2 separate regions of the Homo sapiens genome follow, and region 1 is linked to region 2. Evidence: chromatin loops called from intact Hi-C (ENCODE). Cell type or tissue: Caco-2. All regions are shown on one strand. Each heading gives the region's core, and the rest is flanking DNA. Links, peaks and the distances in the headings are about the cores only. Region 1 holds the start of C14orf180 (chromosome 14 open reading frame 180). Region 2 has its middle 25 kb from the start of LINC02280.

Region 1 (14,905 bases), core at 3,130-11,129, 64 kb after region 2:
GTGAGGGTGCCTGGCTGTGGCATTAACCATCTGTTGCTGAGCAGCATAACTTGGGGAGGACGCGACTTCGCCTTCTGGGGCACAGAGTTCTGCCGGAATGTGGACAGTCAGGACTTCCTACGGGACAGCACCTCCCCCTCTTCAGGTGTGGGCTCCAGAGCACCTTGTGTGACCACGTGTGACCTTAGGCAAGTCTCCTAATCTGCCTGGGCGTTGGTCTGCTCAGCTGTGAAATGGGGGTGAGGAGAGCAGCAGCCTCTGCGGGCTCGCGTGAGGGTGGGAGTCAGTGCACAGACCCGAGTCCGCACCAAGCCTGTGCTCTGTGCCATCAGCCACTGTTGGCATCACTCGGGGAGGGAATGTGCCCAGGAACAGAGCTCAGGTGGCTCTGGCTGTGTCTGGACAGTCAGGACATCCTATGGGATGACACCTCCCCTCCGGGAGCCCTGGGGCCCTCTCCAGAGATGCACCTTCCCCTGGGCCACGCTCTGCTCCCAGGCAGCCTCCCTGAGCCCTGAGGTCCCCTCTCCAGAGATGCACCTTCACGTGGGCCACGCTCTGCTCCCAGGCAGCCTCCCTGAGCTCCGCGGTCCCCTCTCCAGAGATGCACCTTCACGTGGGCCATGCTCTGCTCCCAGACAGCCTCCCTGAGCCCTGCCATCCCCTCCCTAACTGGGCTTCACGCTTCCCCTTCTGGAAGAGAGGTCTGGCTCAAGTCCTGGGCTCTGTCCTTCTTTGGCTCTGTGACCTCGGGTAAGTGGTGTGACCTCCCTGGGCCTCATTTTCCCCAGTGGAAGCAGGGAAGGAGTGGCTCTGGCATGCTCGGCAGGTGGGGGCGGGGAGGCCTGGGGCCTCTGGCAGGGACAGTGTGTAACTGGAGGCCTCGTGACAGATGGGAGATAAAGGGCGGAAAATAGCTTCAGAGCCTGGACCTGTAAGTGTCCCGCTAGGCCCGCTGCTGGGGAGGGCGCGTCCACCCGAGGGGACTCTACCCCCACTCTGGGAACAGGAACCCCATGGCGCCTCCCTTGGTGCTGGGGGGCTGGGGGGTTCTTACCAGCTCCTCTACTGAGAGGGGGCACCGAGCTCCCTGGCGGAGGGGAAACTGAGGCCCAGAGAGGGAGAACAGCCTGCCAGGTTTCAGAGCCTGGGTTGGGACAGAGGCGGGAGTCAGGGCCCGGAGCTCCCAGTTGTGGGCATGACCAGCCCGTACTGCTGGTGGGAGGTGGGGCCATGAGGGCTGAGGCCCAGGACCTTGGTCTGGGGTGTGACCCTCCAACAGTCTTTGGGGGTCTAGCCCAGTACCCCAAAGACCCCACCTCATCTTGAAGCTGCTGAGAGACGTGAGGGCACTGATGGAGCCCAGCGGCCGTGGCAGTGCCGAGTCCCTCCCCCTCGAGACCAGCCTGCAGTGGGGCGTGGGGGCGGGCCAGTGGTTCTTGCCTGGTTCTGTGGCTTGGATAACGCCAAGCTCTGGGGCCCAGCCACTGCTGCTCCCTCCCACTCCTGCCCCGTCCTCCAGGACGCCGCCCGCTGGCTTCCCGCCTCCTCCCAGGCTGCTGCCTCTGCCTGGCCCGTGCCGCCCGCCCTTTTGCCCACAGCCCACCTCCTGATGTTTCTCTGTCCTCCCTGAGGGTTCCTCGGGGCGGGCAGTGCCCCCCATGCAGCAGCTGGCTCGTGAGAAATCCTGACATCCCACCCACCCCACATGGGAGGTCCTTCCTCGGCTCTGAGCGTGCGGCCCCACACTCCCGGCTCACCCCTCGCCTGGCACTGCCCTTCCTCGGCTCTGAGCGTGCGGCCCCACACTCCCGGCTCACCCCTCGCCTGGCACTGCACCCATTCACACGGCAGCCTCACAGCCTTCCAGGGGCAGAGGGTCCCGGGGCCTGAGCGAGTGCAGGCTGGGGCCAGGCTCCCTGTTTCCCTGTTCCAGGTGCAGCCTCCCCCAGGGCAACTCACTTGGGAGCTGGAGACAGGGGGCCAGGCTCCTGGGAAGCCAGAGACCTCCCTGGGAGAAGCTGGAGACTCACAGCCCCCACCCCCACCACTTACACACACACACATACATACTCTCTCTCTCTCTCTCTCTCTCTCTCTGCCCCTGCCCACCTGGGCTCCTGCTGGTGCTGTACCTCCGGGGTGGCTCAGGCCTGATCAGCCCCGAGATCCACTGGCGGTCACAGCCTCGCTGTCGCAGGGTGTGAACCAGAGCTGTTGCGGCTCACAACCAGCTGAGAAGTTTCCATTACGGCGACACTGAGCAGTGGCCTCAGCGGCCCTGAGGGCCCCGGCTGACTTGCTGCTCTCGGGACAGCCCGGTCCATGGGGAGGCCGTCAACCACGGGCTTGGTGGCCCCAGGAGGAGCTGGGCCTCCTCAGTCTCCCAGCACCTTAGTAGTTTGGCCACAGGCCTAACCCAATGGCCCTGGGGCTGCAGATGCAGGTTGTGCCTTCTTCCGGTGGAAGAAGACTGGGACCATGGACACTGCCTCGCTGGCCTTTCCTCTGCAGGGCGGAGGCAGAACACAGCCAGGCGGGGTGGCTGGGCTCCTGGGAAAAGCCTTGGCTCCCAGCCCAACGCTCACCACTGGAACCACGCTGGCAGCTCCCCAGACAACATGCGTTCTCGACTTAAGTAAGAGGGAGAACTTGTGGGGAGGCCCCTGGCTGGGCTGACCGCCCACTGGGCTTGCTCAGGTGCCTGCAGGCCCTACCAGGTAGGAACAGGAGCAGGAGCTGCCTGGTGGCCCCCTGAGGCCCCTCTCCATGCCTAGATGGGCCCTCACATCCCGAGGTGCAGTTAGGGCTCGAGGTAGCAGCAGTACCGGGTGATGGCTGCTCATCTGCTGGGTGCAGGGGCCACCCTAGGCCTCGAGAGCTCCAGACAGACAGGGCGGGGGACCCCCCCAGGCCCTTCCTCCCATATGTGGAATGGGGGCTGTTTGCCAACTGTCCAGGGCACTGCAAAGCTCAGTAGTGCCCAAGAAATGGCGTGGCGTCCAGTGCTGGGTGGGGGTCCCATGGCCACACAGGGCAGGACAGGGATTCCTTCTGACTGACGGCTCAGAAAAGAGCCAGTTCTCAGGGATTCCCAAACACTGAGAACTAGGCTTCAGTTACTGGAGTAACGAATCCATTCCTGCTAGGCTGGGCCTGCGTAGACTTGCCCTCGGAGGATGCCCCCCACCAAGGCCCTTCAGGGAAGGCTGGCTGGGTTCATGCCTGGCACGGCTGCCTGCATTCCCCTGAGAGTGCAGCCCCTTCTCCCACTGCCCAGGCTGTTTCGCGCAACATCAGGTGCCCTTTGGAAGCTCCTGTGTGGCCAGGAGCACCCCCGCTGCTAAGTTTGAAGTGGCCGTGTTCCCTGCTTCCCCCAGAGGCGGCCTGGCCTCAGTGTGGACACAGGGCCGGCCTGGGACTGTCTCCGTTTTAGGGAAACCATCAGTCCCAGGAGAAGGGGGAAGGGTGGCCACTCTGGAGCTTGTTCAGGTCACTCAGGATCATCAGTGTGTGCTCTGCCCAGTCTCTGCCCACACCTGCTGCCCAGCTGGGGCAGGTTCCCCACCTGCACCTGCCTTTGGCAATCTCTCCGCTCTGCCCAGTCTCTGCCCACACCTGCTGCCCAGCTGGGGCAGGTTCCCCACCTGCACCTGCCTTTGGCAATCTCTCCGCTCTGGCATCTTCATACCCAAGCAGGAAGTGAGCCCCCTCTCCCTGGGGCTGGAACTCACCTGGTTCCCTCCTGGCTCCCCGAGGGACAGAAACAGGCTCTTCGGGATCTCCCTGTGGGGCACAGTCCAGTGAGGTCCTGGACCCTCTTGGCCGGCAGCACCCCTCCCAGGCCCTTGAGAGTTGAGCCTCGGGCAGAACTGCAGGGCACACAGGTGAACGGGCCAGGCCCGCCCAGGCCTCCTTCCCGAGGGCTCTGATCTGGAGGCGCCACCGCCCGCTGGCAGGGCCGGGTCTGTTGTGGCCTTCGTCCCGTCTCCAGCCCTCTCTGCTGGATCGCAAAGCTGGGCCAGCTGGCAGCGGCCAGGCTATAATTACCTCTCCCCTTTGGCAGAAATAGCAGTGAACCCGAGGACAGGCCGCTGGCCCCGGAGCAGAAGGGGGTGGCTGTTTCCCAGGCCCCCGGTGGACAACAGACCATGATTTCAGATAAGACCAGAGTTTGCTGCTGTTCCTACCCCTCCCGGCCCAAATGTGCCCCCTCCCAGGTCAATTCCAGAGCTGTGCAGCTCTTGGAAAAACCTATGGATTGGAATTCGGGGCAGAGTGGGAGAGGGAGGGCACTGTGGGGCTGCGGGAGGTGAGGTGATCACAGAGTCCAGCCTCCAATAAGACCCTGACCCAGCATGGGGCCTCCGTGGTGGCGAGAGTGCCCGCCCTGCCCCAGGCCCCTGTGCCCCTGTGAGTCCTGACCTGGGGTTGCCAGAGGGAGAGGCAAAGAATGGGTCCCAAGCTGCCGTTTTGGGGCACACTGGCCGACCCTCGATATTGCCCTGGCAGGAAGGGGCAATGTATGGGTCAGTGAGCGATGGCAGGGGTGAGGGATCAGCCTTTCTCAGGGTCTGTCCTGGGTGGGCGTCCAACTGCCCTGCCTGGCGCTGCTGAGTCTGCCCCTCATTTGTAGGTGAAAGTGCAGCTCAGAGAGTTGAGGCACCCTGTCCAGAGTCACACAGCCCGGAGGTGGTAGCCTGGCTCAGGCTTGGTGGCCCGTCCTCGCCAGCCCCCCCGTCTGCTGGTGCATGTAAAGGCAGGTCTGAAAGAGGCTGGTGAGGGCATCACTGGCGCAGGGCACCACCACATGTGGGCAGACCCCTGCCTGGTTTGTGGGGCTTTGACCTGTTTCAGGGGACTGCTGGAGGAGGTGTGGAGAGACCCGTGTTTCTCCATTAGGAATGGGGGTGCATCTCCCTTGGGTAAAGCTACAGGACCCCTGGGAGCCCAGGGTGTGCCAGGCTGGGGGACAGTGTGCACAGAGGGTGACTGCTCAGGGCCAGCCGTGGGGCTGCATGGACACAGAGTCCTGGAACCCACCGTCAGAGCATGAGCAACGCAGCCACTGGGATGGGGTTCAGCAGACCGGCCCTCCCCTCACTGCCGTCTTCAGTACAGGGCATGGGGGAGCAAACTTTTCTCTTACAGGGCCATATGGCACACAGTGCGCTCTGTGTCTACACAAACGGGGTGGGCCAGATTGGCAGGAGGGCCTTGGCTCGCTGACGCTTGTTCCAGGGAGAGCACTGAGGAAGGCTGGGTGGTCCTGCTGGCAGTCTGGCTTCCTGGGAAGAGTGAGGTCCTGTAGCCAGACAAGACCCTCTCCCGCCTGTGCCCAATCTGGGCGCTTATCCTTGGCTTCCCAGGGCTGGAGCTGCTCCTCCCAGATTTCAGAGGTCAGGCTGCACTGCCCGAGGTCGGGGGGCTCCGGGACAACTCCTTCCTGACCCTTCTCATTGACAGAGGGGAGGGAACGGTCAGCCCACAGACCTTGGGTGCCGCCCCCTCTCTGTGCTCCCTGGAAAGGCGATGCGGGCTGACCCTGTGGACATTCGCTCTGGGTAATTTATTAGTGAGCTGATGGCTCGGCTCAGGGCTCAGGTCCCAGCGGGGTCATATTTCCGGCCGTATCTGATAGGGCTCGGCTGCACCCTCCTCGCCTCCGTCCATTGCGCCTCACTCCAGCCTGGGCTCTGCAGGGCAAGATAAGGCTGGCCCAGGGGAGTGCTGAGCTGCCGGGTCCGCGGAGGGTCCCCAGTGCCTGTGCCAGGCAGTGCCAGGGAAGAGCCCAGTTGTGTCAGGCCTGCCTGCAGCCGGCAGGTGGGCACATGTGCCCACGGGCAGTGGTGCCAATGACGTGGTGCCCAGGTTTGGGCCCAGCTCTGTCACTGTTCAGCCAGGTGACCTCCGCCACACCCTCATCTCTCCCCGGGAGCTGGGAATGATCGGATGCCCCACCCTCCCCAGATCTTTGTGGTGCACCCACCCTGAGCAGTGCCCCGGGAACACAGCAACTAAGGCCAGCTGTCATTCAGCGGGAGGGCGGAGCATGTCCAGTGGCTGGGCACTCCTGAGCGCTGGGAAAGTCCAGCGAGCTGGCTGGGCTGGGCTGTTTCCTTGGGGTGGTCCTGGAAGGTGGCCGGGGTGGAGTAGGGCGGCACGTGGGAGTGGAGGCTGCAGGGGCTGGAGATTGTGGCTACTCTGGTCATGGCCACGTGGTGCTGGCCTAGACTCCCAGCTCTCCCTGGACCATGGTCTGGCTGGAGTGCGGAGAGCCCTGGGCCTCAGCATGGCCTCATACATGGCTCCAGGCAGGGTCGGGGGTGGGGCTGGAGGGTGTGGAGGCCCTAGGCTGACCTGGGCCAGAGAAGAAAGGGCCGGTGGGTGGGGGAGATGGGGGTGGGGTCCACAGCTGGTTGAAGCAGAAGGACCCCAGGCACAAGAGAGGCCAGCGTTGGCCCAGGGGGTGGGAGTTGGCCGTGGCCCTCTTGCGCAGAGGCCTGGAGGCTGGCCCTTCCCCTGTCTGGCATACAGCCCGGGGGGAAATTCGTGCAGGCTGGCCGACTGCAGCACCAGGGCTTGTGGTGGAAATGGGTCCAAAGGTTCTCCAGGCGTCTCCGGGGCTCAGGGCTGCACCCCTGTCAGCTGAGGCTGTCCTGAGCCCAGCTCCCTCTGTGGTAGTGAAAACGCCCAGCTGAGGCTGTCCTGAGCCCAGCTCTCTCTGCTGCAGTGGGAATGCCCAGCTGAGGCTGTCCTGAGCCCAGCTCCCTCTGTGGCAGTGAAAACACCCAGCTGAGGCTGTCCTGAGCCCAGCTCTCTCTGCTGTAGTGGGAACACCCAGCTGAGGCTGTCCTGAGCCCAGCTCCCTCTGTAGCAGGAGGAACGCCGGGCTGAGGCTGTCCTGATCCCAGCTCCCTCTGCCGTAGGGGGAACGCCCAGCTGAGGCTGTCTTGAGCCCAGCTCCCTCTGCTGTCGTGGGAACGCCCAGCTAAGGCCGTCCTGAGCCCAGCTCCCTCTGGGGCAGTGAAAATGCAGCTGAGGCTGTCCTGATCCCAGCTCCCTCTGCTACAGTGGGAATGCATCTTTGTAGCTCTCGTCTCTGCAGTGGGTCGTCAGCTGCTTCATGACCACAGGAAACCCCCTGAGAGGGCTTGGTTGAGGGTCTCCAGCTGGGTGGGGACGGTGGCTGATGGGGTCATGAGAGGCCCCATAAACCATGACCACGGTGAGAAGGCCCTGGAGAGGACTACGGGAGAGGGCAGGCAGGGGTGGCGGTGGTGGGTGAGTCCAGGGCCGGTGGAGGCCGCATGAGCAGGTCTTTGCCACTGGCACACTCAGAGCCAGTGCTAGGTCAGGAGGGACAAGGAGTGAAGTCCTCACAGGACTTGCCACGTGGTGGTCACAGGTGGGCTTGGCCCAGGCACCCTGGGGGTTGGTGGGAGTGAAGCCTGAGGGTGGGGTCCAGGAGAAGAGGAGAGGAAATGAGGGAAATGAGGGAGGAGTGTGGGTTTGGGGTTAGAGGGGCTGACGCATGCTCTGGGTGAGAGCCGGAACCTGGGCTGGGGCTCCACAGGCACAGGCTGCTCTGCACAGGGGCTGGTGGGGGGACTTCCCACCAGGCAGAGCTGTCCATGGGAGGAACAGCCGACAGTAAGGTAGTGAGTTCCCCATCACTGGAGGCAAGCAAAGGAGGATTTTTGCCTTTGGGGACTCTTCAGGGCCCCATAGACCACGGGTGGGGAGGGAGGTGGGAGGACGGGGGAGCAGACTCTGGGCATATGGGGGTGACCTGTGACGCTCTGGCCCCTGTGTCTGCTCACTGGCCCCTGACATACGGCTGCCTGGAGAGATGCTGCTCTTCCGGCTTGCAGATACAGCTAGAGTCCTGCCCCAGGTCACGGCCCGGAGTGGGAGGTCCAGGCCCCTACCATGGAGCCTGCAGCTTGTCATTCTCAGACTGAGGCAGGGCCCTTTGACAGGGCCATGTATGGTCACCCCGTCGCCAAGTCAGAGCCCTTATTAAGAATACAGGACGCATGGGCACTGCCCCCAGCCCTGAGTGTGGTGGGGGCCCTGGGTGATGACCACACTGGTTTCCACGAGTGAGAACCATAGGCTGCTGGGGCCCCCCCAGCTCCCATCAGCTGAGATAATGGGGGCCTCTGGGCCCCGCGGAACACTAACCAAAGCGGCCCCTTTCCTCCTCCTCTATTATTCATGACCTCCAAGAGGCTGTAAAAGTCCTTTTTTCTCTACAGGAGCCATCGATACGATGACAAATTTTATCTATGAAGTTGGTCCCTCCCTGAAAGCCAGTTGGCTGTCGGGGCTGTACATAAGCCATAACCGAGCCGGGGCCCCCCGAGCTGCCTGCCACAGCTGTTTTTCCAGCAGCATCTTAGGGGCTGGCTGGAGGGGCCGGGAGATCCTTCCACCACCCCGCCTGACCTGCTGAAGGTTCTGGGCTCTGAGGCGAGGCCGTGTGGGGGTCTGTCTGGGCTTCAGTGGGGCGACTGCAGGCGTGGGCCCCGGGGGCAGCCGGTCAGCCCAGGTTCCCACTGTGGGCGCCATCCCTGGTCTCCGGGCCTGAGGACCCACCGCAGGGACCTGGCTGCGGCCGGCCGGGGCCGAGCATTCACACGTCACACACAGCCTCATTCTCACACCAGAAGCGTGCATTCTCTGTGGCGCAGGCAAGCCACACATCTGTGGACATGTGCGCCGAACTGTGAGGGCCACGCTGTCCGTGTGCAAAAGTGCTACGTGCTGTAAAATAAAAATAAAACCCTAAGGCCCCAACCGACTGAACAGGCTCCTCTTGGCCAAAGGGACTCCAGAGAAACCGGAACAACTGAGTTCCCAGTCATGATGGGACAGGAGGGCAGACGTGCCTCGCTCTCCCCCTTCCCTGCGGGAGTTCAGGCAGGGCTGACCAGTAGTGACGTTAACCTAGTGATCAGAGGACTGTGACCCTAAGACTCGAATTATAAACAGGACCGAAGGCCGCCAGCCCAGGGTCAAGTCATGCACCCCACACGCCACTGTGACCTGGTGTATCGGTTAAAAGACTTCTTAATCTTCACCGAAAACATTCCTTTCTGATGACTGCACATTTATAGACAAAGCTTTACTTCTTTAACTAATTGCAAATGAAATAATCTCTGGCCCCGCTGACGACCTGTCAGCCCCCTGCTTCAAGACACCCTGCCTTTCTGGGCTGAACCGATGTAGAAGCTCCTTGAACTATGACTGCCTGCAATTCCGTCACACTAAGGTGGGTGGGAAGCAGAGCTGGTGTCTGGCTGCCTCAGGACCCCCCACTCAGGGCTCCCTGGGTGTGTGCACTTTTTCCTGGGCCGCGGTCACTCATATTGGCTCAGAAGAAAGCTCCGTGTTCTACGGAGTTGGGTCTTTCCATTAACCATGCTCTCCAAGCGCTAGATGGGCAGAATGCATACTTGTGTGCAACGGCTTAGCTCCTCACAGGGCTTAGCTCCTCTTCCCTCCCCACCGCCTCCTGAGCCCCAGGCCTGGCCTCATTGGCAGATAAGGACAGGGGCTCTGTAGGGGGAAGCTCCTTGCCGGGCTGTGAGGCGGCAGCTTACGGAGTGGGCTCAGATCCAGGGGACTGGGTGCCGCCCTTGGTCATGACTCCCCTGCACACAGCTGCTGGGACATGGGGCACAGGCACAGGACACTGGGAAGAGCTTGGCACCAGAACCGGGGGAGGGAGGGCCCCACCCACACCCTGTCCTGGGCCTGCCACCTTGGGCAGTCAGTGCCTGGCCGAGAGCTACTACCTCCTGCCCCAGGGGAATCCTCTCCTTGCAGGGCCGTGGCAGGTTCTGAGGGGCTACTGTGTGCCTCCTTGTGAAAGCGGCAAGGTTGGGCTGGCCGGGCAGGCACACAGTTCTGGTTCACGCGGGTGCCCACCTGGCAGTGGCTGAGTGGCCCAGAGCCTGGGTGCCCAAAGTTCCCTCAGCCCAGGTGTGCCCGTCACTGGTGCTGCCCTCCCTGTTGCCGCCTGGAGCCCTCCGGCCCACTGGGGAGGGCAGCTTCTCCTGATCTTTCCACCGTGTCAGGAGCAGCTGGCCTGAAAGGGCAGAAGTCAGTGTCCAGGGCCCACAGAAACTATGTGCTGGGCAGGAGACTCTCCTGATCTTTTGAGAGCTGTGGGTACGGGCTCTGAGCTGGCAGTGATATCAGGGGACCCAGAACCCCGCTGTGGGTAGAGTAAGGGCTCCCGGAGACCTGGAGGCAAGCCCGCCCTGCAGTGACCCTGGGACCCTCAGCCTCTCGTGCCTAAGGGAAGGGGCTGCCTGTACTCTGCAGTTGGCAGAGCCTGCCCATTGGTTCCTTGACCTAATGATTATGAGCCATTTTGGCAGGAAAAAAACCCAAACGAACAAGTGGAAGCTTCTAAGACCCTGGCCAAGAGAGTCATTCCACACATCCTGAGCATCTGCAGAAATTAGGACCATCCCCAAAGACTCAAAAGATACAGGGATGGTCAGTCCCACTGTCCCCACTGTTCCCACTCTGTTCACCCATATGGTCCACAAAAACCAGCAGCATCATGGCCGATGGTGATGGATGAACCCAACCCAACGCAGAGTCAGCCCACATGGAAAATGCGCCGCCGGATGCGATACCTCGACTGAACCGAGTCACCACATCCTCTGGCCCTGGGTGTGTGCGGTGTGTCTAGCAAGTGTGTCCTTCTCAACCACCTCAGTAGAGAGGGGCCCACCCAGCTGCCTGTGAGAGACAGCAGTGCTCCAGCCACTGGCACTTTCTTGCTACTCTTGCAATCCAGTGCTCTGGGACACTCCTGGTCTGCGGAAAATGATGCTGATCAGCTACATTCGTGACGTCATGCTTAGTACGTCACATGGCAGGTGGTCCAGACCTCCAGGAACCCATGCAACAATGGTAGCCATGATTAATGGACAATGGAGGAAAAACTCTAGCCCCGGTCCCCAGGCATTTGGCTGGGGAAGTCAGTGCAACATAACATGACTGGCTGTGGCACTGGTGACCCCTCGGGTGGCCCTGAGGGCAGGGATGAGCTGTGAGCACCGCCTTGGGTGTCACTGTGGCTGAGGGAAGGATGGATGCAGGCTCCTGGGCCATGGCAGCTGGCCTGGATGACCAGGTAGGAGCCTGTGGGAAGCATAGGCTCGAGGACCAGGAGGTATGGGGGGAGGGCTGTGGGTGGGTGTGCAGGGTGGGCACACAGCTTGTGGCTCTCTGGTCCTGTGCCTGCTGGAGAGCATTGAGGGACAGGCTGGCTGGGGGAGGGGCTGCTGCAAGACACCCTGGGCAGCAGCCAAGGCCCTGTCTTGGGACACAGAGGGAAGGGATGGGTGAGACTCCTCTGCGGGGCAGTGCCTGCCTCCCCCTTGCCCCGTTCTGGGGCACATGCACCAGCAGCTCTGAGTGGAGGAAGCTGGGCAGGGCCAAGGAGGCTTGGTGGGGCCCACTCAGCCCAGGGCTTCGGGGACTCAGGAGCGGCCCCTCCCTCGTTCCCAGGGCCTGACCTTGCTCAGAGCCCGCAGGAGGCCAGCCGGGGTGGCAGGAGGGCTCCCAGAGGTGGGGCAGCCAGGCAGGGACCTGCTGACCGTGTCCTGTGGCCGGGGGTTGGGATCTTGGGCCTGGACTCCAGGGGCCGCTGCATGGGCCAACAGAGCCTTTCCCTGCCCTTTCCAGAGCCCGAGGGGAGAAGCCTTGTTCCTGAAACTGCCTTTTCCTTGCCACATCCTGTTTCCATTTCTTACGAACGACAAAATCGATTGGATGTGCCAGAAGTGCCATTGCTTGCGATTTAATGCCACCTTCCCTGGGGCTCTCGGGTCTTTCTGCAATCCCACGATGAAGCCAGCCACAAGAAGTTCAGAGAAGGTCACTAAAAGAGGGCCCGAGAAAAACCCTCTGAGGAGCTGGGCCTGAGTAGCCTCTGGCGGCAGCAGTGATGGGCTCACGACGGGGCCTCTCTACCCAGCACTGGGTGGGCACGAGGGGCCAGGCTGGGGTGCCAGGCAGGGGGCATAGGACAGTGGGCACTGGAAAGTCCGGCCAGGCCCATCCCACCACTGCACCGGGGCTGCTGCAGCCTCTGCTGGGGAGGGGCCTGAAGCCAGGGCTGCAGGAGAGGAGTGTGGGGATAAGGAAAAAAAAAAAAAAACCGAGAGAGGGAGGGCTGGGGAGGGCTGGGGAGGGAGGCCAGGGTCAGACTGAGGAGTGGGAGGTGGAGCTTAGCTCCGAGAGGAGCCACCAACCCCGTCCACAGCTTTCCGGTCTCGGATGAGAGCGTGAGGTCTTTGTACAGTCAGAAGCAGGGGGCTACACGCAGCTCAAGTGTGCCACAGAAATTCCGCTGGACCGACGCCTGTCTGTGTTTCATATGCACGCAGTCACGTGCACAACCAGGCACACCGAGTCTCACACGTGTGCACACACACACCTTCTCTCTCTGTCTCACGTCCCCCACGGGGCCCCAGCAAGCTCTGACCCCAAGAGGCTTTGTGTGGCCCCAGGCTTCAGCAGAGGTGGGCAGATGCACACGTGAGCCCCACTCTCCCAGTTCCCCGGCACGCGAGGTGCAAGCAGCCATGGTGTCTCCTCGCTCATAAGGGGAGGACCGCGATGTATGCACGTCCGGGGCCCCCAGAGGCTGAGTGTGGCCAAGTGCTGCCACTGCCTTTGTCACCAGTGCCCAGCGCCTGCCCGTCACTTTGACAAGGCCCAGCCTGTAGAACCCACTGGGGTAAACGCAGGGAGAACGCACTGTTACAAAGCCACTCTGCGACTCCTCCGGGCCTGTGGGGAGAGGGGAGTCTGCAAATAGCCACTTAGGCCAAGAATTGCTCCAGACCCCTGCAGGAGTGCCCCTCATGCTACAGATATTGAACGAGGTATCTGAGTACGCAGGGAGGTTTCTGGGCCCCACATGTGAGCCCTGCGTACACACCCCATAGCTGTGTCATGCCCAGGCAGGTGTGCACACGCGCCTGGCCCACGGGTACCTGTTCTCCTAGCATCTAGGGTACTGTGAGGTTACTCAAGTCTCCCCCTTACCCTCCCACCTCCTTTGCTCTTCTGTCTGGGGGAGAAGGCGTGTGAGTAAGTGGCCGGCGTCAGGCGGGAGCAGCAGGGGCATGTGTGTGCTGCGTGTGTGCTGCGTGTGTGCTGCATGTGTGCCGTGTGTGTGTCATGTGTAAGCTGCAGTGCCTTGCCTGGCACCACACAGGGAAGCCAGGCTCTGGCCTCCAATTTACAAGGCAGTTTGTTGGGACCCCTGAATGTTGGCCATGTACAGTTGTCCAGGTTGCACAATAAGGAACTAATTTAGGTTTACTGGAGGAGGGGTCAGATGTGCCGTGGGGGCGCCTCGATGTGGAGCACCCAGGAGAGATGTTGGAGATCAAAGGGCACAAGCAGGCTCTTGTAGGAGGAACTGTGTCCGACCCTGCTCACCATGTCCGTCGTCTGGCCTCACCTGCCCTGGCTCTGTCCCTCACTTGTGCTCCCAGCCCCCCGCAGCTGTCCCCATTCCCACGTATGGTGCTGCTGCATCCTCGGCATCTCTTCTTCCCACTGGAGTTGGAGCAGACCCACCGTGAGCCGGCACATGTGCCCACCCTGGGGCCTGGAAAACCGTGGAGGGCGGCACCCTCGCCAGCAGGGTTTGCACAGTCGCCTGGGCTTCCCCAGGAGCCCACATGGAGGTCATTCCCGAGACCGCCAGCTCCCTGCTGGGAATCACGTTTGCTTGTGAGGGATGTGTGTGTCCCGGTGGGAGAGCCATCAGGGAGCTGGGGATTAATAACCTGCACCCACTTGCCAGGTGGGAGGCCAGGAGCCCTCTGGGGTCCTGAGTGCTTCATGTTTGGGGCATGCTGCCCATGCCAGCCACAGGGATGCTGCCTTGAGACGGTCGGCGACTTTGTCATGGTGTGTGGTCTGCGGGTGCATGAACACACCCACTCCATAGCAGCCCGAGGAGCTGACGGAGGCTAATTAAGTTCTAGGCTTTATATTACACGAAATGGGGGAATCTTCTATAAAATCACCACTAAACGAAAGCCAAGTGCTGTGTGTGTGCAGAGCCGCCTATAAAGGATTCCCTGCCTGGCAGACACCGGAGAGGCTGAGGCTGTCTGGCAAATGTGGGGAGGGAGTTTATTGCTCACCATATGATAAAATAATGGAGTCATTAAGAGAAAATACTTTTCAGAGCATTAAAATTAGAGGTGAATTGATTCAGTGGTAAAACAGTCCCATTTTCCTTTTTGGGGTTTATTTAGAGCTTTTATGCGGCGTTCTCGCTATGATCCTGTTTGGAAGCCGCCCTGTGACGCGTCAGCTTCCCCGTGCTGGCTCTGGCCGCCCCGAGGCAGGACCGCTGCTGTGGATGGGAGGGTGGCAGCCTCCAGAGACCCTGCACACACCTTCCTGCTGAAGGTATTGGGGAGGCTGAGGGCAGGAGGGGCTTTCTGGGGACGCAGGGACCCCCCTTTGCTGCACAGATCCTGTCACTATTCATGTAGCACACTTGAACCCTGTGTCCAGTGCGCCGTGGCCCCAGAACCAACCGTGAGTGATGTCCAGGCAGGGCCTGCGGCTGAGGTGTGGCTAGGGGCAGGGCAGGAGTCCCATAGGGCTCAGGGGCGCTGGGAGGGGCTGGTGCTGGGGGTGGCAGTGGGAGCAGGACAGAAGGGGCAGCTCGCCAAGCTGGGGTTGGAGGGGCTGAGTGCAGGAGCCCTGGGGAAGGGCTGGAGCAGAGAAATGGGGTGGATGAGCTGGAAAGGCAGCGAGCTGGCCTCACAGACCCCGGGGTGCACCAGGGAGGCCCTGAAGGTGCAGGGCCCACCCAGCACCACTGCGGGGATGCACGTGACCT
Region 2 (14,905 bases), core at 3,709-11,708:
TTTGGGAGGCCAAGGTGGGCAGATCACTTGAGGTCAGGAGTTCAGGACTAGCCTGGCCAATACAGCAAAACCCCATCTCTCCTAAAAAATAAAATGAAATAAAAAACTTAGCCGGCTGTGGTCGTGGGCGCCTGTAGTCCCAGCTACACAGGAGGCTGAGGCAGGAGAATTGCTTGAACCCAGTAGGCGGAGGTTGCAGTGAGCTGAGATTGCGCCATTGCACTCCAGCCTGGGCGACAGAGTGAGACTCCATCTCAAAGAAAAAAAAAAAAATAGAGAAAAGGGGCCAGGTGCTGTGGCTCATGCCTATAATCCCAACCCTCTGGGAGGCTGAGGCAGGAGGATCACTTGAGCGCAGGAGTTCAAGACCAGCCTGGGCAACATAGGGAGACACCAGCTCTACAAAAAATAAAAAAAAAATTAGCCGAGTTGTGGTGGTGCATGACTGTAGTCTCAGCTACTTGGGAGGCTGAGGAGGGAGGATCACTTGAGCCTGGGAGGTTGAGGCTGCAGTGACCCACGATTGCACCACACTGCACTCCATCCAGCCTGGGTGACAGGGTAAGACCCCAGTAAATCATAAATGAATATTGAACTTCAGTTCCCTATGTAGGAAGTAAAACTTCCTCTTCAAAGTTTCCCTTCTTGTTAAAGAATAAATCGTGTTAAAAAAAATAGTTTCTTTTAGAGACTAACTTCCTTCAAGACTCCTTGCTTTGTGCTAGTAACTCTTTGTGAAGCCCTATCCTATGTAGCTGTTAAACATGCTCACAGGCACGTAATACATTCCATGTCTTTGTACTTTAACCAAAATATCTGTACCGGACGTGCTCGCAGGCATATCCCAGCTCACAGCCTATGCCCCTTCCCTATTTGGCAAAAGCAACTTCTTCTTTTCCTTTGTCTTTCCATTACTTTTACCTATTTGGAAAAGTTTTAAACTTTTAGCCAGTTGGGTTTTAGTTTAGATTGTGAGGCCTGGCTCCAGCCAATGGAGACAGGACACAGTACCAGGGACAAACTGTGTACAGGATAAAAATTGCTTCCCTCCTTTGTTCAGATGTGCTCTCGCCATTGTTGCATTTGCGATGGGCACCCTTTCTGCAGAAAGTAAAAATGGCCTTACTGAGAGAATTAAATTTATGTTCAAGTGCTGTTTCTTTGCAGCACTGGGGAACGAGCATTCTATTTCTAAACAAACATTTTTACATATAACACCCTATAATCTGCCTGCTGAAGGGCTCAGAGGGAGTAGACTGCAATTTACTTTAAAATGTACTAAGGGCCGGGCACAGTGACTGATGGCTGTAATCCCAGCACTTTGGGAGGCCAAGATGGATGGATCACCTGCGGTCAGGAGTTCAAGACCAGCCTGGCCAACATGGGGAAACCCTGTCTCCACTAAAAATAAAAAAAATTAGCTGGGCGTGGCGGCGGGTGCCTGTAATTCCAGCTACTAGGAAGGTTGAGACATGAGAATTGCTTGAACTCAGGAAGCAGAGGTTCCAGTGAGCTGAGATTATGCCACTGCACTCCAGCCTGGGCGACAGAGTGAGACTGTGTCTCAAAAAAAGAAAAAAAAAAATAGGAGGCCGGGCACAGTGGCTCATGCCTGTAATCCCAGCACTTTGGGAGGCCAAGGTAGGCAGATCACTTGAGCTCAGGAGTTTGATACCAGCCTGGACAACATGGCAAAACCCCGTCTCTACAAAAAATACAAAAATTAGCTGGTGTGTTGGTGTTGGCGCCTGTAAACACAAGCCCAGCTACTCGGGAGGCTGAGGTGGGAGGCTCCCTTGAGCCCAGGAGTGAGCTGAGATCACGCCACTGCACTCCAGCCTGGGTGACAGAGTGAGACCCTGTCTCAAAAAATAAAACAAAATAAAATGAAACATATTTAAAAAGACGGCCGAGGGACGCATAGCTGGTGGGGAGAGGGAGCAACCAGGGCAGAGCTTGGACCATATATGCGTTAATGGGAGACTCTAGAAGGAGGTAGATGGTGTCTGCTGTACAATTCTTTCAACTTGGCTGTGTGTTTACAAAGGTTCAGAATAAAATAGTAGGGAAGATGTTTGAAGAGCCCTGCGGAAGAAGGCTTGGGTTGCGGAGTTGGCGTGGTGGTCCCTCCGCCTGGTCCAAGCTGGCTGCCCCTCCAATGTCCCTGATCTTGAGAAGTTGCTGGCTGAGCTCCTGGAGGCCCTGCATGTGAGTGGGCATGAAGAGTGTGAATACCTGTGCTGTGGAGGCCTGGGGTTGACTCCTGGCATGTAAAGCCTGTTTCTGTTAGAGTTTGGAAGTAACATGTGTTCCCTATTTGTGAGGAACAATACAATAATACAGCCCAACAATACAATAACAAGTGACATCACTACAGCTGGGGAGGAGATAGAGAGGGAGGAATCAGGGTGTGATTCCAGGCTCTCCTAAATTCCAGGCTCTCCTAAATTTCTTTTGAGTCATATTTTCTTTCTTCTTCTAGTTTCTTAAATGAAAGCACACTTTCATCCTTTCTTACCTTTTATTAGAATTACTTAAGGCTAGGCTGGGCACAGTGTCTCACACCTGTAATCCCAGCACTTTGAGAGGCCGAGGCAGGCAGATCATGAGGTCAGGAGATCGAGACCATCCTGGCTAACACGGTGAAACCCTGTCTCTACTAAAAATACAAAAAAAAAAAAAAAAATTAGCCGGGCATGGTGGCAGGCACCTGTAGTCCCAGCCACTCGGGAGGCTGAGGCAGGAGAATGGCGTGAACCCGGGAGGCGGAGCTTGCAGTGAGCAGAGATCGCGCCATTGCACTCCAGCCTGGGTGACAGAACGAGATTCTGTCTCAAAAAAAGAAAAGAATTACTTAAGGCTATACTTTGTCCTTTGAGAGCCACTTTGGCTGCGTCCCAGGGTTTTTGATGTGTGGTGCTCTTGTTATCAAATTAGTTGAGCCTCTAATTTGATGTTTCATTTCCTCTAACTCAGAGTCATTCAGAAGAGTGTGTATCTCGTCTTACGCTAGCATTGGCAGCTAACATTCGCTGAGTGCTGTCTGTGTGTGTCACGCTCTGTGTGCTGTGGATATTAAGTGTTTCACTGCCTTTAACTTGCAGAATACAGAGACGTGTAACAGCCTGGTCCTCATTCCGCCGATGAGGAAGCAGAGTCATCTAGCCTGTAAGTAGAAAACGTGTCAGACGTAGTGTCTATCCCACGTCTAAGCTGACAAGAGGTGAGGACTTTAAAGAAGGTGATCTGTTGTTAGTTCCCTGTTTTATTGCACTGTGATCAGAGTTTCACAATTTCCCCTTCAGGGACCTACTGGGATTTCCTTGGGGATCTTGAACATGCTGTTTTTTTCACTTGTTTGTTATTCGAAAGGAATGCACTTCCTTTCTTTGTTGAGTGTGAAGTCCTGTAGATCTGGTAATTTATGGTGGTTAATTGTTCTATTAATATTCTTTTTTCCTTTACTCATTCTTTGATCTGACAATTACCGAGAGAGGTGTGTTGAAGTCTCCCACTGTGACTGTGGTTTAGGAAGATTCTCCCTGTGTTTCTAGCAGCTTTTTTCCATATGTTTTGGAGCAAAAGGTTAATAACTGTGATGTGGTCTCAATGGATGTGTCAGTCTGGCCCTGTGGGGGGCCCTGTCAAGGTCTCTGCCAAGCCTAGCATCTAATTTCTAAATTTAATTTCCTCCAAGATTGTGTGGGATTTTGCTCCTTAAGGGTTTTAGAAAACAAAAGCAACCATCCTGGCCTCTTACGCCAGTAAAATGAACCCTGAAGACCAGGAACCAATAGAGCACCGTGATGACCGCCTGTGTCATGCTCAAGCTGGGCGTTCTCTAGCTCCAAGATTTGCTGTCCTCTGGGCCTGCCTGGGTGCTGCTTGGCTGGTAGCGAGAGAAGGGCTCAAGTCTCATGAAATAATCAGCGTGGATTTCTAGTGCTCAGTTCCTAATCCACGTGCTGAGACTTTTGAGTCGATGGCTCCAATGCTGACTGCTGCCAAGTCCAGGTTGCAGGTGCCCAATTGCACAGGGTGGCTGTGGGGGCAGCCCGGGGAGAGGTCTGCTTTCGGCTGGGCCTCGGGGAGCCTCACAGACTGGGCAGTATTTGCCATCTGAGCAAAGCAGATTGCCCTTCCCAGTGTGGGTGCCACATCCAATCAATTGAAGACCCAAATAGAACAAAGAGGCTGAGTAGGAGTGAGCTTTTCTGGCTTGACTGAGCTGGGACGTGGGTCTTCTCCTGGCCTTGGATTACAACTGACACCACTGACCCCTTTGTCTCCCGCAGGCTGACTGCAGATCTGGGGGCTTCTCAGTGCTGTAATCGCATGAGCCAATCCTTGCAATCAGTCTCTCTCATATGCATACGAAGATAGGCGTTCACACATCCAATTGGCTCTGTTTCTCTGGAGAATCCTGGTACACATTCTGGACCACTGGCCTCTCCTACATTAACTTCATATTCTGAGATGCCCGGGCTGGCTTTCCTGCAGGCACAGGAGGAATGAATGAGTGTTGGAGTCAGCTCAGGGAGACGTGCGTGTAGCATTTGCACAAGTGCAATTAGAAGGATCGCAGAGGGTTTCTCTCCTTGGAGACCAATGTCTGGGTGAAACACACAACCCTGGGCTTGCCGACAGGGTGAATTACACTTCTGACCTAAATAGAATATTCTCTTTGTTCCATTAATACTTTTGCCCTGAAATCTACCTTCAAGGCGAAGTACGATGGTAATATTCCCACAATGCCACCTCCTTCTTCTCTTTCTTTTTGAACTCCCCTGGTAGAGCCCCCTGGGGTGGGGACCTGGCTCTCCTTAGGTCTGTGATCCCTCCAGAGCGTGAGGAGCTGGTGGAGGGGAAGGGATGGGGCCTGGCTCTCTAGGGAGGCCATAAAGGGGAATATGTTCTGGGCCGTGTCACCCTGATAGCATCAGGATGCCGGTCCCACCCACATTTTTGTTCGTTGCCCTTCCCTGTCCTGGGGAGGGGCACCAGCACCCAAAGCAACCTGACACAAGACCCTTCCCTGACCCTCCAGGCCAGCTTGTCAGGACACGAGGCTGGGGGGCGGGTGGGTAGCAGGTGGGGGAGGGGCACGGGGCCTTGCCACCTCTCTGCACAATGCAAGATCCCAGAAGGGGGCTCTGGGGTGGGCTTCCGGACTGACGGACGGCCTCCTGTGCTTCCTTTAGGCTTTCCTTTCTTTCTTTTATTTTTTGAGATGGAGTTTCACTCTTGTCTCCCAGGCTGCAGTGCTGCAATGGTGTGATCTCAGCTCACTGCAACCCCAGCCTCCCAGGTTCAAGTGATTCTCCTGCCTCAGCCTCCCGAGTAGCTGGAATTACAGGCACCCGTCACCATGCCCAGCTAATTTTTTTTGTATTTTTAGTAGAGATGGGGTTTCACTATGTTGGCCAGGCTGGTCTTGAACTCCTGAACTTGTGATCCGCCCGCATTGGCCTCCCAAAGTGTTGGGATTATAGGCGTGAGCCACCACACCCAGCCTCCAAAGCAGAGAAATTCCCTTCCGGTTCATAACACAATTCCCCTTAAGTCTGCGGAAGCACCAGCGGTCGCCAGAGCTGGATTTTGAGGAGTGAACGCTGTGGGGAGGAAGCTGAGCCAGTGGTCCCCTGTGGTAGGTGTAACTGCCCAGGACCATGGTGACTGCCCAGGGGCGGCCGTGGATGGCGTCCTCCATGCAGCCCAGTCCTGCCTCTCCCACCTCTTCCAGCACCCAAGTGCCTGAGCCTTTCTGGGGTCGGACCGGTCCGGGTGCTTCCATGTGCCCCTCTGTGGGGCTGTCACTACATGGCAACTCTCCTCCTCTGGGACCACCGTGGGCTGCCCAGCCCCAGGCCAGGCGGTGGCTCCACTGACTTGACCAGGTTGGGTGTGGGGGAGGGTGCCATTCCCCTTGGGGCCTCTGGTCTCTGGGTTCTGAGCATGGCTGTCTCTGGCTCAGGGGCTGTCCTGTGTGTGGGTGACCAGCACAGCCCCCAGGCCTCCGTGCTCCAGAGGCCTTGGTCCCAGAGAGTGCTCAGAGCTGGTCAGAAAAGGCCCCGAGAACAGCTTCCTCCCCCCGAGCCCCAGGCAGGCTGTCCTCTCCCACCACCGAGACGGCTCTCAGTTCCATCTTGGCAGAAATGTCTCCACAAGGCCCACCCTGTGGGCCCGGGGCCGTTCCGACCTTGAGGGATCCCGGATGGAGTCCTGTGCTGAGACTTTCTGGGAGGAAGGAAGTGGAGCTTCAGCCTTGAAACCCGCAGTGGTGGCTGACACAGGGGTGCAGCCACAGGCAGTCGGGTTCATCTCCCAGCAGCCCTGGGCTGAGCATGGACTCCTCCCCTGGGTCGAGGAGAGAGGGGGTCCCAGGGCCAGGGCAGACGGAGGGGACTCTGCTCAGACTCTGCTGGACAAAGACCAGGCCGCGCGAATGCGGGGCTTGTGAGACTCACCAGGCCCCGGGCAGGCTGCAGAGCCACCTTCACTCCTCACTCACCCTGTGGGGCCTGCACTCATTCATTCACCCTGATGGGGCCTTCACTCATTCATTCACCTGATGAGGCTTTCACGCGTTCCTTCACCTGATGGGGCCTTCACTCCTTCATTCACGCTGTGGGGCCTTCACTCATTCCTTCACCCTGTGGGGCCTTCACTCATTCCTTCACCTGATGGGGCCTTCAATCCTTCATTCACGCCGTGGGGCCTTCACTCATTCATTCACCCTGTGGGGCCTTCATTCATTCCTTCACCTGATGGGGCCTTCAATCCTTCATTCACGCCGTGGGACCTTCACTCATTCATTCACCCCGTGGGGCCTTCACTACTTCATTCACCTGATGGGGCCTTCACTCCTTCATTCACCCCGTGGGGCCTTCACGCATTCATTCACCCCGTGGGGCCTTCACGCATTCACTCCTCTGTGAGCGTAAGCAGAGGGGTGCTTGCAGGTGAGACTGGAGAGGGCCACTGGGAAGGTCCTTGTGGCCAAGGGGAGGGTTTGGCTGCTCCGAGTGCTGTGGTGAGTGCTCCGTGGTGTCCCAGCTGTGGTCACAGCTGTGGGATGCCAGGGAGGGGTGGCGGGAGTGGGCAGGCTGGGTGTGGAGGGGGCAGGCTGGAGAGAGGAAGGGGCTTAAGGGATGGAGTGAGAGCGGCCCAGCCCCAGCACAGCCCTGGTCCCCTTCACCCTAACTGTCCTCTCCCTGTCTCCCCAGCCTGCCTTCTCAGGGGATACCTGGGCGGGGGGTGAGTGGGGGCAGTGGGGACGGTGGGGGCTGGGAAGGATGGGGATCTGGCTTTCTCACTCATTGGGGTCTTTCCAGCCTGAGGTCCTTCACCCCCACGACCCTCACAGGTCTGTGCCCCCAGCACCCTCTGCTCCTGACCCGTGGCCCAGGCCCTTATCTGTCCGGCCCGGCTGGGTGGGGTGAGGGTGGTGCTGAGTGAGTGCAGGGGGCATCTTGAAGCCCCTGGATACAGCTGGCCTCTTAGGACCCCCCGCTTCTGCCTCTGTGTGGGTGCTTTGCTGGGGTCAACTCAGGAGCCAATGGGGGCTGTTTCCCCTGCCTCCCCTCCTCGTGGCTTTGGTGGGGCCCCAGGGGAGGAGGAACAGATAAAGGGGTGGAGTGGGCACAGAAACCCATCGGTCCTGCCCCTCCGAGGGTGGAGCAGGCACTAGGGGATGGGTCTTGTACTTCCCATGGAGATTCATGGAGGGTCCCGTTAAGGCCACAAAGCCATCCATGCTGGGGATGGGGGGCCGTGCGCACCAGGGATGGGGGGCCATCCTCACTAGGGATGAGGAGGGTGGGCAGGGCACAGGACTGGGCCTTTGAGACCCCGCACGTGGTGGGCATCACTAGAGGGGGTTGGCATCCCATGGATGGGAGGGGCTGTGCTGCCCCTAGGCACACGTGCCCAGGGGTGTGTAGGAGCCAAGGGGGAGGTAGGGTCAGGGCTTTGGGCTGCCCAATATTCAGTGGGCCTGGGCAGCAGAGGTCCCGGGCTCCACCCCTCAATCCCTGCAAGGAATTCCGGGGGCAGCTGCAGCAGAGGGGGCCTGACCAGTGTAGGGGTGGAAGCTCAGGCAGGAGGGCTGTTCCTCTGTGTGGACAGGGACGTTCTCAGGTTATGAAGCGAGTGCACTGCCGGGACCGTGCAAACCCAAGCCGAGGGTGGGGCTCGCTCCTAGTGCCACACGCGGGCTCTGTGCATCCTGGGACTGTGACCTGGGTAATCGCTGATCTTGTGCTCGGCTCCCTGGATCCTCCCATGGGGCAGCACGGCTGAGGTCCTGCACACACGGGCCACACGAGGGCGCCGGAGCTCCACCTGCGGCCCGGCCAGGCAGCAGTGTGGACAGGGTCTGGACCCCTTGGTGGAGTCCAATCAGAGAACTGGGTCCCCTCACAGCAGCCCACCTGCAGCGGGCTGGGCGGGGTCGCTGGGTCTCCGAGCCCCTGCCAGGTCAGGAGAGAGGATTGTGGCTGCCCTGAGGGACGGGTGCTGCTCCCTGTGGGCAGACCAGGTGGGCTTCCTGGTGGAGGTGGCATCAGTGGCAGGAGCCCAGTGGGGCTGAAGGTAAGGCTGGAATATAGATTTCCTGGTCAGTGAGTGTGTGTCTGTGCCAATGGAAGATGGGCCAGTGAGTGTCCTTGTGGTCAGAGTTCCACACCCACAGAAAGCCGATCCATCCATCCTGTAGTAGAACCCTCAGCCCCCGAGGCCAGGGATTCAAAGTACCTCCATGGAAGGAGCCCCAGGAGGAAGGACCCCACCCCCATCCCCGGGGTTGGCGTTGAGAAACACGGTGAATAATGGATGCTACACAGAGGGATTAGCACAGAGCACAGGAAGGGGAGGCCTATTCCTTGTTAATATTTATTAAACCCACAGCCTCATCACTCCAGAGCCTCATCCATATTAATTCCCAATTAAACATTTATATGAAGGAGATTGCTTCTCCTCCCCCTCAAAGAACCTGTTTGAAGCTGGGACTGCGGTTGGCCATCAGGGAAGTGGGGTCTCCAGGGGGACCTGGGAGTGGGGGCTGGAACAATCCCTGGACTTGCCCCTGAGGCCCCCCCCGTGCAGCCCGTGGCCCCAGCTACATCCTGGCCCGCACCTGCTCTCCATGCCCAAGTCCCACAGAATGGGTCCCCACTGACCGGTCCCAACACCTCCAAAGTCCCTGAGGTCAAGGCCCTGTCTCCAGCTGCAAAGTCAGTGCCTGAACTCTGTCGGCCATGCACACCTCGGTAAGACTGAGTGGGCAGGGGGTGGCTGAGTGCTGGCAGGAGGGGTCCAGAGTGCTGGCGTTGTCTGGGGTGGGCCTCGGGCCCAGCAGATGATGCCTTCCAGCAGGCTTGGTGCCACTTTCAGGGGACAGCCCAGCGGGGTCCCCAGGCTCCCTTCAGCCCACTCTCCATCTGTGGTCAGGGGGCATCTTTCTTTTGTTGACTTTGGTGCGGACATGGAGGGTGGTTACTGGTGGTCTTTGGTGCTAGGGTTGCGTGAACACGGTCCTGAGGGTGCGCCTCCTCCCCGAGCCCTGCCTAGCCTCCCTGCTGTGTTTGTCAGTTTCCCCTTTAGTCCATCTGCGGCCGGCGTGACTTTTTGTCTCCGTATAACGAGCCACTTTCCCCTACGCTGTGTTCTCCTTGATTTGTAGGAGTCACCTTTTACCTAAGGAGTTCCCACACGTCCCTGAGTCTGTTCAGGGTGGGCTTGCTCCGTCACCGGCAGCGTGCTGGCTTTTATTTTTATCTTTCATTTCCATGGCTTCATAGTTTATCTTCATTCTGGTGGAGTGAGCCCTTTCTCTTGGCTTTTCAATCAGCCTGTCATTCAGGGACGCCCCTTCTTCCATCACGTGCCGAGAATAGGGCTGTGGTCGGGTGTCTTTAAAATGCCTGCTGGAACTTTGCTTTGCGTTGCACTAATCTAGAAGCTAATTTGGCGACGTCGTGGGCTGTGCTGCTGGTCACTCCCGAGCTGACCATGCTGCCTTCTCCTTTCAGTGGCTTGGCTGGGTCCTTTCACTGAGTTCCAGAATTTTCTTAGCGAACGGCCAGCCCGTCCCTTGGTAATTTAATTCCTATCCACTTAATTGCTTCAGTTGCTGAATGGTATCTTATTTTCTGGCTGATTATTGTTGCCATAGAGTCACATTATTGATTTTTGTAGGTTTATCTTGTAACTGTTCGTCCCAGTAGTTTGTTGATTCAGTGACATTTTCTACATAGATGGCCACGTTATCCACCAGTCGTGACAGTTTTATCTCTTCCTTTCCAGTCCTTACACCTCTTCATTTCTTATTTTTTTTTTTTTGTTTGCAGTGTTTCCTGGGACTTTCGAGATTATGTTAAACTGAGTGGTGATAAGGGTCGCCCTTGATTTCTAGTCTGGAAGAGATTGTGTCTTAGATTTCTCTGTGAAGTCTGATGTTTCCTGGGGGTTTCTGGAAAGTAGGTTTTTTCAGGTTAAAGATGTTCTCTTTTATTTGTAGCCTTGTGAGAGTTTTTAGAAATTATAAATAGGTGTTGAACTTTATATGGGTCTTCTGTGTCTATTGAGATAATTCATGCGGTTTTTTTGGCCCTTAGTCCTTGTAGCAGACTGGTGAGTCACCTGAGGGTCTGATCTAATGTGAGCCATTCTTCCTCCTCTTGCATAGACCCTGCTGGACTGCGGGGTATTATTTTTTAACCATTTTGTTGAATGCCGCTGATTATAAGGTGCGCTGTTGTTTTATGTACCTCTAAGAAAGAAAAAATGCTGCCTGTAAAACTATGACACAGTGCTTTATCACATAGAAGCTCCACTTCACATGCATGGGAGAGCTATCAGACTTACTCATAGGATTTTATCATAGCTCACTCTTACGCATCCATAAACAGGGAAAAAAAGCAAAATCACAGAATGAAGGTGCCCTAAGATGCCCCACTCCCAGAGCTGGGCTCCCCTGAATCGCATTTGGACTTAGCATCCCCGACGCCCTTGTTTCTCTGTGTGGAGCCTTGGAGTGCAGAGTGCGTGGGTGGTGACACACGTCTCGGATGACAGGTCGTACCCGTTCCTCAGTGGGTGGCGACACAGGTCTCGGACGACGGGTGGTGCCCGTTCCTCAGTGGGTGGCGACACAGGTCTCGGACGACGGGTGGTGCCCGTTCCTCAGTGGGTGGCGACACAGGTCTCGGGCGACGGGTGGTGCCCGTTCCTCAGTGGGTGGCGACACAGGTCTCGGGCGACGGGTGGTGCCCGTTCCTCAGTGGGTGGCGACACAGGTCTCGGGCGACGGGTGGTGCCCGTTCCTCAGTGGGTGACTGTCTGAAGCACTGTCACTGTCCCCGCTCTCTCGGAGCCAGGGTCTTCGCAGGGCTGGCTCAGGCCATTGCTCTGACCATGTCCCGGAGGAGGTGGTCAGCCCCCCAGGCCTCCTGGGTCCAGCAGACCCAGCGCCCACTGTGTGGGCAGTCTGTCCAGAGGGGGCCCTGGGACCCTGCTCTCCTGGTCAGTGCTGGCCCCTCTCACTTCCAGGGATTTGAGGAGAATGGAGGTGGGCTGGACAGCCTGGTTAATTATTCGCTGATTTAAATGAGATAGCAAAGGGCTTTTTATTGATTTGCATATAAAAATTATGAAACCCAATATATCCTGAACACGCACAAATTAGTGGGCCGCAAAGACACGTGAGGCGGGTGATTCCACGAGCTTCAGGCCCCAGGCGCTGGGACAGGATTAAGGTCAGCTGTGGACACAGATGGACGCGCGGCCCGTTAATGGCCCGGAGACGCGTGTGCGTAAAAATGTATCCTTTCCCACACGACCACCGTTCCTGCTCCTCTGGCGGGTGTCTTAAATGTGCTCTTGTATGTATAATATTAATTTAGTCATAAAATAAAAGGCAGTAGCTCAGAGAGGAGCCCATGTGAACCATTAAATTCAAAGTACCGTGTGAAGTATTCGCGGTTCTGGTTGCCGGGTGGGGTGAGGGGAAGGGGCCCTGGAGGGGGCCTCTCCACACCCATGAGGAATGAACGTCAAGCGAAGCCTCCATCTCCTTCCTCCAGAGCCAAGAGCACTGGCCGTGGGTGACAATTAGAAGCTGGCTGGGGACCCCGGTGGCCCTAGGATGGGGTGGCTGGAGGCTGGGTGGATGAGGACCCCGCTGCAGTGGGCATCCTTCGGGGTGGAGAGTGGAGGTATTGTGTGTGCCGCTGTGCACCAAGAGGCTCCAGGTGGATACAGCAGATCCAGGAGGGGTTTCTGGGGATTGGGAGAGCTGCTGGGGGCCCCAGCAATCCACAGATGCACCCAGGAGATGTGCCAGGAGCCGTCTTCTGCTTCCCGGGGCCCCAGTGCAGCACTGCGCCTGATCTCCACCCCCAGGACGGTGAGGTGTCTGTGGTTTAAACCCCCGGTGGGTGGTACGCACTCACGGTGCCCAAGCTAGCTCACACAGTTGGAATGGAAGGAGGCGGGAGGGAAGAAAGGATGGAGGGATGGGTGCAAGAGCCGGGGCTGGGATGCTGGTAGAGCACGGGTGAGGATGCGGGGCAGGAGAGGGGACACGCGTGGAATCCTCGCACCTCAACCTCAGAGGGGATGTGGGGCCAGGATCACACAGCCCAGCCCCTTGAGGGGATGTGGGGCCAGAATCAAACAGCCCAGCCCCTTGAGGGGATGTGGGGGCCAGGATCACAGCCCAGCCCCTTGAGGGGATGTGGGGCCAGGATCACACGGCCCAGCCCCTCAGAGGGGATGTGGGGCCAGGGTCACATGGCCCAGCCCCTTGGAGCCCTGTCCTCTCATCACCAGTGACCCTAGGCTTCCTGTGTGACCCTTGCAGGCTGGAAAGCCCCCTCCACTCAGGATGCATCCCCCAGCAGGGCGAGACTGAACCAACCTCCTGGCAGGCCCGGCCAGTCCTGCGGGCGAGGCCCTTCCTTCCCCACCTTCCAGACATCCTTCAACTGTGGATGAAGCTGAAGCTACCCCCACTGGCTGCCACACCCCAACCCTCCCAGGGCGGGGACTTCCCTGGGGCGGCAGGTGCATCTCCTGGCTCCGGGCTACTTGTTCATGCTGCTATTGAGGGCCCATCCTCCGGGCGTGCACCAGGCCCCATCAACTGCAGGTCCATGGGGCGCCTAGGCCGGCCCCCGGGGGCTTTCGGGGTTGATGGGATTGGGGATGCCCCTCCATGCCCTTTGCCTCCTGTGTGTGCCGACCCCCAGCCCCTCCCCGATTCAGGCAGCTTGGCGTTCTGGGACGTGTGGAGCCCACGACTGCTCCCCTGCCCAGTCCACCGTGGGCTGTGGGCTTGTGTCCTGGAATCTTCTGTGGGTTGCCGCGGCGTCTCGGCTGTGCTCTGGCCCTGTCAGCCCCTCCTGTGTGGGGCTACTGCCCCCTCTACATGCAAAGCAGATCCCAGGTGCAGGCACAGCTTCTCCGCTGGGGAGCAGAGGGGTTTTCTGCAGAGAAAACACCCCCTAAGCTGTCGGCTTGAAGCCCCTGGTCCCGTTGGCCCTCCCTGTAGTGTCCTGGCCGTGACAACCCATCTCTGGGCTCCCTCTGGGGTGGTGCGGGGCAGGGCTGCTGGAGCTGGGCCCTCTCCCCTTTGAGGTCAGCAGGCCATGGGGTACCTGGGTGTTCATGTCCACCCCAGGGCCCTGCCGCAGGGGAACACACCCCTTGGCGTGGGGATTGCGCTGTAGAATGCGTTTACCTCTTTCTTCTCTTTCCCCAGGGGCACAGATTTTGGGGTCAGGAGGCCAGGCCAGTGCTCGGTCAGATTGTCTGGCCTTGCTGAGCCTCAGTTTCCCTCTCTGCAGCACAGGAAAGGTTATGGCTGTTGTCAGGCGTGCCAGTGTGGGCTCCTCCCTGTCAGGTCCCAGTGGGACAGCTTGGCGGGGTGGGCAGGTGGTAGCCGGGAGCCCGTGCTGGTTCCGGTCCACTCACAGCAGGACCCTGGGCAGTGGCTCAGTCGAGGCCCTGGGTGCGCTGGAGAGAACAGGGCAGGTGGCAGAGCTGACCCAGGTCAGTCGGATTCGGGGGGCCTGACAGGGGAGGAGGTGAAGGCAGGGGACCCAGCCCACCTTCGGGGTCCACTGCTCACCTCAGAGTGGTCTGAGAAAGGCAGCTGCCCTGTGGGGACAGGGCTCCTGGTCAGCCCCCGGCAGGCTCAGAGCTAGCCCTTCTGGCCCCACCGGTCTCATCTGTCCCCACATCAGTCTGAGGCCCTGCTTGGAACCTCAGGCCAGGGGGCGGCCAGGGACGCGGGGTCCCAGCCAGGCGGGCTCCCATGCTGCTCGTAGATTCTGACAGGACAGATGACAGCGGCGAGTTTTCACCTGATGGGCAGATGGGTGTCGTCTGTTGCTGTCATTAATCAGTGCCAGCTTCCCCAGAGCCACTAACAGGCTGCCAGGAGGGAAGGATGGATGGGGCTGAATTCATCAAGAACCAGGCAGAGGCCAGCAAGGGTGGGCTCTCAGCTAGGAAGCGATGGTGGTCACGGCAGCAAGGGGTGGGCTCCTGGGGGAACCCTGCGTAGCTGTGGGAGGCAGCAGGACAGTAGATTGGGGCTGGTGGTCATGGGCTCAGCTCCCTGGAGCCCGCCCTGGCAGCACGGCTGCCTCGCACCGTGGGGGCCTCTGCTGTTGGCACTGCAGGGCCTCAGGCTAAGTCAGGGGCAGCTGGGCCTGAAGGCCCTGGTCTGCTGCCATTTCTGTGCCTGCCTGGCCCCAGCGCAATGGCGGAGGCCATCCAGACGTGACTGTGTTGCAAGGGGCTCTTTGTTCTCACCAGTGGCAATGTCACTCCCATGGGGCAAACATTGGCCCTGGTGGCAGCCAAATATCTTACTCTTTTTCTGTACAAAGCACAGAAG

Evidence for each region. Hi-C counts contacts between places; a loop is a spot of excess contacts. Peaks named below come from ENCODE experiments on the same cell type or tissue, not always from the same donor. Only the 100,000 strongest peaks of a DNase experiment are listed, where the experiment ranks them.
Region 1: it touches region 2 in a loop (7-fold over the local background); 22 of 110 quality-filtered maps call a loop at or near these places.

The regions. Positions count from the first base shown.
Region 1 is chr14:104,568,833-104,583,737 of GRCh38, reverse strand. It overlaps C14orf180 (chromosome 14 open reading frame 180), which reads right to left and starts at 3,974. Exons shown (of 5, transcript NM_001008404.3): 1 at 3,735-3,974. RefSeq lists a silencer at 12,100-12,300. In Caco-2, for the core only: no CTCF peak of the experiment used is centred there; DNase peaks (open chromatin) are centred at 6,497 and 6,898.
Region 2 is chr14:104,633,573-104,648,477 of GRCh38, reverse strand. No RefSeq gene overlaps it. Among named protein-coding and RNA genes, the nearest start is that of LINC02280, 25 kb to the left of the region's middle. In Caco-2, for the core only: a CTCF peak has its summit at 8,353 (motif pointing right); a DNase peak (open chromatin) is centred at 8,297; H3K27me3 peaks cover 169 bases.